Regions from separate parts of the Homo sapiens genome. Here region 2 is linked to region 1. The links are chromatin contacts, found by Hi-C or POLR2A ChIA-PET in ENCODE. All regions are on one chromosome and are shown on one strand. Each heading gives the region's core, a stretch centred on a gene start or an enhancer-like site at or near the end of the contact. The rest is flanking DNA. Distances are from core to core; before and after follow the strand shown. Region 1 overlaps DOP1B (DOP1 leucine zipper like protein B). Region 2 overlaps DOP1B (DOP1 leucine zipper like protein B).

Evidence for each region. Hi-C counts contacts between places; a loop is a spot of excess contacts on that map. ChIA-PET counts read pairs that join two places held with the same protein, here RNA polymerase II (POLR2A). Pooled maps may share reads with other maps.
Region 2: a loop to region 1 is called in a pooled map, with 3 times the contacts of the local background. The contact joins two enhancer-like sites. A Hi-C loop is called at or near these places in 6 of 168 maps with a recorded cell type or tissue (DLD1, K562, astrocyte of the cerebellum and 3 more), 1 of 37 single-sample maps with no recorded cell type and 4 of 50 pooled maps. POLR2A ChIA-PET finds 5 or more read pairs at or near these places in 10 of 52 experiments (AG04449, AG04450, GM10248 and 7 more).

Annotation. Positions count from the first base shown.
Region 1 is chr21:36,252,813-36,256,968 of GRCh38, reverse strand. It overlaps DOP1B (DOP1 leucine zipper like protein B), which reads right to left. Exons shown (of 37, transcript NM_001320714.2): 23 at 3,060-3,197. Among named protein-coding and RNA genes, the nearest start is that of MORC3, 65 kb to the left of the region's middle. RefSeq lists enhancers at 999-1,048, 2,819-2,918. Within about 2 kb of position 1,853, at least 3 of the 41 ENCODE cell types and tissues checked have a DNase peak (open chromatin) inside an H3K27ac peak, as active enhancers do.
Region 2 is chr21:36,208,272-36,212,427 of GRCh38, reverse strand. It overlaps DOP1B (DOP1 leucine zipper like protein B), which reads right to left. Exons shown (of 37, transcript NM_001320714.2): 5 at 3,524-3,713; 6 at 777-875; 7 at 331-454. Among named protein-coding and RNA genes, the nearest start is that of DOP1B, 54 kb to the right of the region's middle. RefSeq lists an enhancer at 924-1,858 and a silencer at 2,463-2,757. Within about 2 kb of position 2,620, at least 6 of the 41 ENCODE cell types and tissues checked have a DNase peak (open chromatin) inside an H3K27ac peak, as active enhancers do.

The sequences.
Region 1 (4,156 bases), core at 604-3,103:
GGACTGAGCCCTCACCCTGTGGGATCTGACACTATCTCCAAGCAGATAGAGTAGGAATTGAATTGGAGGACACCCAACTGGTGTCCACTGCGGAATCAATTGCTTGCTTGCTGGTGGGGAGAACTCCCCGCATATTTGGGGTAAGAGAAGTCTTCTGTGTTGATTGTTATGTTGTTGAGTGAGGACACAGTTGTTTTTTTTTTTCCAGATATAGAACTGTGTTAGTCCTCTTGTGACTGGCTTATTTCATTCAACTTAATGTCTTCAAGGTTCATCCATGTTGAGGATCTGACATCCATGTTGTGTAGCACGTGTCAGAATTTCATTCCTCTCGAGGCTGAGTACTAACGCGCTGCACGCACAGATCTCACTTTGTTATCCGCACACCCACTGAGACACACAGGGATTGCGTCCACCTTTTGGCTGCTGTGAATAATGCTGCTATGAACATCGGTACACAAACACCTGTTCAAGTATAGCTATATTTTTTAATAATCACTTTTTCCATTGCACGAATTTTCTTTTTTTTGGACAGGGTCTCACTCTGTCACCCAGGCTGGAGTGCAGTGGCTCAATCATAGCTCACTGCAACCTCGAACTCCTGTGCTCAACTGATCCTCCTGTCTCAGCCTCCCAAGTGGCTGGGACTACAGGTGTGCACTACCACACCCAGCTAATTTTTAAATTTACTGTAGAGATGATGTCTCCCTACATTGCCCAGGCTGGTCTCGAACTCCTGGACTAAAGTGCTAGGACTACAGGCATGAGCCACCATGCCCGGCCCCCCTAATTTTCATTTAGATTATTCTTAAATTTTTGCTAACTGTATGATTTTAAACTGTTCGACAGAAGGCAATTATTTCAAGATTGAAATAAATCCCTGGTTTTTATTAAATTAGTTAATTAAGAGCAAAACAGCTCTGCTGCTTTCAATGATGAAGACTGCTTTGGTAAAAACAGAAATAGAAGACTCTAAGGGAATGCAAATATTAAACCACACAGCTTGCCCTGTTTTAAATCCACCGTGTATAATTGAAGAAGCTCTCTAGACAACATGGGCCCTCCAGGCTGCTGTAATGAAATTGAGCAGAAAAATTACAAGGAACTTCTCGGTTCAATGACATCACCCTGAAGGTTTCTGTTTCACAGCAGCCAGATGAAATCTCCTCTTTCTCAGAGTGTCTATCATTAGTTATGTTCTCTGACATTTATTTTCTACCTTTATAAAAAATTATGCAGCCAGGCATGGTGGCTCTCGCCCGTAATCCCAGCACTTTGGGAGGCCGAGGCAGGAGGATTGCTTGAGCCTAGGAGTTCCAGACCAGCCTGGGCAATGTGGCAAACCCCGTCACTACAAAAAATATAAAAATTAGCCAGGTGTGGTGGTGTGCATGTGTGGTCTCAGCTATTTGGGAAGATCATTTGAGCCTGGGGAGGTCGAGGCTATGGTGAGCTGTGATTGTGCCACTGCACTGCAGCCTGGGTGACAGTGAGATCCTGTCTTAAAAAAAAAAAAGTTTTAAAAAAAATTATGCAAATTTTGGCCGGGCACGGTGGCTCACGCCTGTAATCCCAGGACTTCGGGAGGCCAAGGCAAGTGGAGTTCAAGACCAGTCTGGCCAACATAGCAAAATCCCGTCTCTACTAAAAGAAAAAAAAAAATACAAAAATTAGCCGGGCTTGGTGGTGCGCACCTGTAATCCCAGCTACTCAGGAAGCTGAGACACAAGAATCACTTGAACCCCAGGGGCGGGGTTGCAGTGGGCTGAGATTGCACCACTGTACTCCAGCCTGGGCGACAAAGTGAGACTTCATCTCGAAAAAACTAAACAAAACAAAACAAAACCAAAAGTTAGCCAGGAGTGATAGCATGCACCTGTACTCCCAGCTACCCAGGAGGCTGAGGCACAAGAATCACTTGAGCCCAGGAGGTGGAGGTTGCAATGAGCTGAGATCGCACCACTGCACTCCAGCCTGGGTGACAGAGTGAAACTGTGTCTCAAAAAAAAAAAAAAAAAAAAGTTACACAAATTTTAATTTGCCCTTGACAAAGACTCTCTCCTTGAGCTGATTCTAGCTAGGCTCCTCTGAGCCCTCTGCTTGACAAATGATTCTGTCCACCCCCACAGCCCCAAACAACACTAGCATGGATCCCTAGGATGGGGACACCAGTCCTCTTCAAACACTTGTCCGAGAAAGCTCAAGGTTGCCAAATAATTTACTGTTTGTTCCTGCGAGACCCCTGACCTCCCTTTCTTAGAGCATTTTCTTTTAAGTTTACAATGATAAATACTTTCTCTGTCCCTTTGAGATGTGTATGTGTCTCCCACAACCTAGGAATGTGTTTCTCAAGGACCTGGGAGCCATCCCTTTGAAACAGAATCATCAAGAAAGACAGAGTCTCGATCTCCCAGCCTCTGTGGGAGGGTAGGAGCCTCATTTGGATAAGCCCCAGTTAGCAAACCCAGATGGCCTAATCACATCTATGGACTGAGCAGCCTCCCCACCTGCTCTTTTGTAATTTTCTACTTCTCCAACTCTCCTTAAACTTCCTGCTCCTTCCCCCTCCCTCCTCCCTCATCCTTTCCCAGTCATCTCCACACAAATCTAAACTGAACCCAACACTTTCCCTTACCGCAGTGGTTATTGAATCACATCTGTCTTTACCATCTTTCACTAGAGTCTGGTTTTGTTTATCTTTGGCATCTTTATGGCTGCGAGCTCCTTGAGGCAGGTGCCATTTCCTCTTTCTAAAGATTTTATTCCACTTGGTGCCCAGAAGGCGCTAACCCATGTACCAGGCAGTGTCCTCAGCAGCAGGGTACAAGGAATGAGAGCCCCTGACCTCAGGCAGTTCCCAACTTAAAAAAGAAGCACCAGATCTTCATAGGTCTCCCCCAAAGCACAGCAAACAGCACCTCCACTTCACTACCCCAAGCATTCCCACTAGCTCTTGTTACCTATCCTTCCCTCCCAAACACGATTTATAAGGAAGTAGAGTTATGACAAATGCCACCCACTAATCTGCAGAAGCCCAGAGGCTTCCCCAGGCTCCTCACCTCATCACCCCCTTTGACTTGGGGTGGCCTCTTCACCACCTCCTTCACCAGGTGCAGCAGCGTGTCAGTCTGCAGGGTGCTGAGTGCACACACCAAGTCGACAAGGGTTAGCTGGGATGCACTTGCCGTTGGGATAATCTGCCAAGAAAAAAAAAAGTTCCTTGAAAGCTTATAGAGAGAAAGTAAAAATAAGGATGACACATCCTTATTGTATTCTACAGTAGTCGTCCCTGGAGAAATCAATCTGTTTTCATCTCTTTTTTTTTTTTTTTGAAACACGGTCTCACTCTGTCACCCAGGCTGGAGTGCAGTGGTGCGATCTTGGCCACCACCACGCCCAGCTAAGTTTTGTATTTTTAGTAGAGATGAGGTTTCGCCATGTTGGCTAGGCTGGTCTCAAACTCCCGACCTCAGGTGATCTGCCCGCCTCGGTCTTCCAAAGTGCTGGGATTACAGGCATGAGCCGCCACCGCGCCCGGCCTGTTTTAATCTCTTAAACAAACATTTCCTATTGAACTAGGTAAAGGCTCCACCCAGGGGAACAACATAATTTGATACAAATTAGGAATAAAAGGTGCAGGCCATGATGGGGCTGTAATAGTGGTATGTTTGAATTTAGTAGAAAGCATTTTAGAAACAAATATACTAAATTTGAAGGAAACAAGAGATGGAATCAAAAATACGAAGACAGGAAGTAAAAACAGATAAACCAGGCTCCCATTTGCTAGCCTTGGAAGGAAAGCCCTGGTATGGGAGGCATATTTTTGATGACAGAAGTCTGCATACCCTGGTCATGGGCATTTGGAAGAAAAACAACTAGCACCAGGTTCCTCACCAGGGAAGGAGCCGACAGGCGCTCAGGAGGGTGGCCTTGGACACTGACCACTGACTCTTCCTCAGAGAACAGGCGCCCATGTCTGCCACAAAGGCTGAGCACTGGGGGAGTGTCAAGGAGGTGCAGCAGCAGATCCCGAGCAGGGGATGGAGCAGGGGTGGGAGGGAACAAAGGAAGAGGATTGAGGTTGAAAAAGGTAAGCCGACCCCTGCAGGACTTCATCATGGACCAGTCAAGTGGATAAAGAACGGGCAAAATACAA
Region 2 (4,156 bases), core at 1,371-3,870, 45 kb after region 1:
CCATGGAACTTCTCCATAGCAACAGGCTTCTACCTGAATAAGGTTTTGCTACCACTTTTTGGTGGTATTTCAAGCTCTTAAATGGAATTCAGTTGGCATTTTAAAAATCCCACTTATTATTTCCCCTTTTTTAAAAAAGAAACTGCAAAATAACCAAGCTATGTGTAGGCAGCAGACCTCAACTGACCAGTGCCATATTTAGTCATTGTGGTATCTTTCCATACTTCATGATTCAGAGATACATCACCAAGACCAAATCTTATTCCAGAAGTCAGCACTAAAAGGTTTCATATTAACTTTGACTTTAAAAGGGTGTATACTGCTCAGTACCTAGTAACCATGCATACAGTCTTCTGTTCAGGGACATGTCCCTTCTCAGTAGGGTCTGGGTGGCGGCTGAGAGAATGCGCACGATGTCAGATCTGAGGAGGGGGATGGCTCTCTCATTGGAATCCTATTAGAAGGACAGAGAAATTTACTGCAAGGGAATGATAGGGCAGATTGCTGACTTTTTGACACGCAGCCCTTCCTTGCTGGTCTGCAAAGCTCTATCTCAAAATGGGCTGGTTCCTTACACATTACCCATGGAAAGAAGCTATTCAATACGTGCAATGAAAACGCTATCCTTGCAAAAATGAACAAGGACTTTTCACTGGCTACCAGCAAATAATGCCCATGAGTGGCTGAGCTGTCCTCGTACGACAGAACTGCTTGAGATCTATATCCCACCCCTTGGGAAACACCAGTGACTTACCAGAAGAGTACAAATTACTTACCAGACAGGTATAAAATGGGAAGAAAAACAGAACGATTTCCAGATTATTTCTTTGCACAAGAACATTTGAGTCCAACAGGGAGGCACGCAAAGACTTCACCTGTAAACGATCAAACGGCACTAGCATTTTCAGGCTACTCTTTATGGTCATAAAAACGAAAGTAACCTTTCCCGGGAATCTTGAAACTCCTGCGTTATATCACTCAGAAGAGAACCAGCAGCCACAGGTCAGGAGGGTGTGGGTTCTAGCTCTCGAGGCCACAGGCTGCGTGACATCGGAGAAGACGTTCAGCTGCAGACCTCACTGTTCCACGTGAGAGCCGGAGGGGTTTGGACCAGATGGCCGGGTTCTATGATCTCAAATTCTACGATCCCAGAAAGGATCCAACAGGAACCTTAAACTAAAGCTCTGAAGACACATGGGAAAATAATTCCTGATCAATTCAGTAGATATTCTGAGTGTCTTTTCTGAATACAGATAGGTAGACTAGAGATGCATAAGAAATTAGAGCCACAGACAAACGCTCAGAGTTCAGAAGAGGAGAGCTCTTTCAACTGCAGAGAACAATGATGCTCCACGGGAAAGCTGGGCTTGAAGAACAGGAAGGAGCTACACTGAGACCTCGAAGAAGGGCAGGAATGCACAGCCAGGGGGACAGAAGGGAACAGCCGGGAGCAAAGGCACTGTGAGGCCAGGCCCTGTGGCAGTCGTGTGGGAGCGCAGGGCCTGCAGGGAAGAGTGAGGTGCTGTGGCTGGGAGCAGATGGTTAGAATGCTCTTGAGCTTGGACTATAGCTGTTGGCAATGGGAAGTCAGATATTTTTATTTTTTTATTTTCTTTGAGACAGGGTCTTGCTCTGTCACTCAGGCTGGAGTGCAGTGGTGTGATCTTGACTCACTGCAACCTCTGCCACCGGCGTTCAAGCGATTCTCGTGTCTCAGACAGCTGAGTAGCTGGGATTATAGGTGCCCGCCACCATGCTCTGCTAATTTTTTTTGTTTGTTTTTCAGACAGAGTCTCGCTTTGACACCCAGGCTGGAGTGCAGTGGTGCAATCTTAGCTCACTGCAACCCCCGCCTCCCAGGTTCAAGCGATTCCTTTGTCTCAGCCTCCTGAGTAGCTGGGACTACGGGCGCCCATCACCACACCCAGCTCATTTTTGTATTTTTAGTAGAGACGGGGTTTCACCATGTTGGCCAGGGTGGTCTTGAACTCCTGGCCTCAGGTAATCCACCCGCCTCGGCCTCCCAAAGTGCTGAGATTACAGGCATGAGCCACTGCGCCCAGGCTAATTTTTGTATTTTTAATAAACGTGGGGTTTCATCATGTTGGCCCGGCTGCTCTTGACCTCCTGACCTCAAGTGATTCACCTGCCTCAGGGCTCCCAAAGTGCTGAGATTACAGGCATGAGTCACCGCACCCAGCCGGGAAGTCAGACATTTTTAAAGCACAGGATACATATGAGCAAAGCTAGGCTTTCTCCCCATCCCAAATCTCTTAGCAGATTTGGGATGGGAAGAAACCAGTCAGATCCAAGAGTAAGAGACAAGAAGCCAGAGCAGGGCTGAGACGATGGAGAGAAAGAGACAAAGGGGATACTGACGGGGCAGGAAAGGGACGTGTTCATCGGGGTCGCCTGTGTCCTGATCATTGTGCGAGGCGCTTTTCATCCATTTTTCCACCTTGTCATCAGAGAGATCCTGTGAAGCAGGTCTACAACCCCCATTTTGCAAAGAGAAATGGAACCAGAGGGTAATTCACACTCAGCTGCAGATCTTCTCACCTGCGAATTCAATCTGAACACTTTAAGATCAAAGTGTGGGAACACCACCAGGTGGCGAAAGACAGCAAGACACAAAAGCACAAGAGGCAGGTTTGGGGAAAAGAGACAAAGATCTGGGAGGTTACCATTTCTAAGGGCACGAGAAGGGATGTCGTTACCAGGGAAGAGAGCTTCCCTTGAAGGGCCTGGAGATGGATACCTGGGGGACCCCAATAATTTAGGTTTGAGAGCAGCCAATGGAGACAAGAGAGGAGGGGGAGGACGCCAAGGGAGGAGGGGGTTTCCATGTGTGAGTGGGCAGTGGCCCCCGTGACACAGGACAGAGGAAGGAAACAAAGACCCGCCAATGCAGCAGACCCTCTGCGTGCAGAGGCCGTCTGAGCGCCGTGTGCAGCTAAGCACATTTCTGCAAAGCCAGGGGCCTCCAGAAGGGACCTCTGAGGGTGTGAACACTTATTTGAATGTATGAATCTTAATGCCACTTTGGGAGGCCGCGGTGGGTGGATCACCCGCCAGGCAGGCAGTTCGAGACCATCCTGGCCAACATGGTGAAACCCCATCTCTACTAAAAACACAAAAATTAGCCGGGCATGGTGGTGGGTGCCTGTAATCCCAGCTACTCGGGAGGCTGAGAGAGGAGAATTGCTTGAACCCGGGAGGCGAAGCTTGCAGTGAGTCGAGGTTGTGCCACTGCACCCCAGCCTCGGCGACAGAGCGAGACTCCGTCTCAAAACAAAAACAAAAACAAAAAAAACCTTAATGCATATGTTAAAAAAGCCACCACCAGCCTCAACTGCACAAGGCCTCCTTCTCGCCTTGCTCAGCCGTTCGTTACCCAGACTTAAGCTTGGTGCACCTCCCTTTCCTGGATGTCCCTTTGCAGCTTCAGTGACAACCTGCCCATGAGGATGCTGTGCCCACATGTCGCCTCCTCCCCATGCCCTGTGAGGAACACAGCACCCACCGTGAGTTGGTGATTGGTCCCCAGCATGTACTTCTGCTCCCGGCCGGGGGCATCCCTGTTGATGTGGCCCACCACGAAGACTGAGGCAGGGAGGCGGATGGACGGGCTGGCCAGGACGCTCCCCCAGAGGGCGGTGTAAAACACCTCTTTGCCAACCACCAGCGACAGTCTCAGGAGCAGAGCATCCGTTCTGTTGATGAGAGAGGATAGGGTTCAAGGGCTCGCCCCATCTTCCCGAGTCCCACTGCACACTGCTCTGCGAATGCTGCATGAAGAACCACAGCGGATTCGCCTGGCTGGGGAAGCCCCACCTTCCTCATCGCCGGGAGCCGCTGCCATCTCTCACCCTGCTGTGTGTGTCCACCTGCTGGCTGTCACACTGACCCTGGATTTGCCAAAACCAATGTCACTAGGCAGCGCGGTGTCTTGGCCAATGGAAAGTGGCTAAGCAGTCGTGCGTGGCAGGGCAGAGACCCATCTCCACCCTGGCCGTGCCACGGATGCCTAGGTGCTCACGGAAGGGAGGTTCCACCATAAGAGGGATAGGCAGGTCAGCCACTTCACAGAAAAGCGGAAGGAGCCATTGGTGTATCAAAAACAAGCATATGCTGAGGAGACTGATCAAAGACTTAA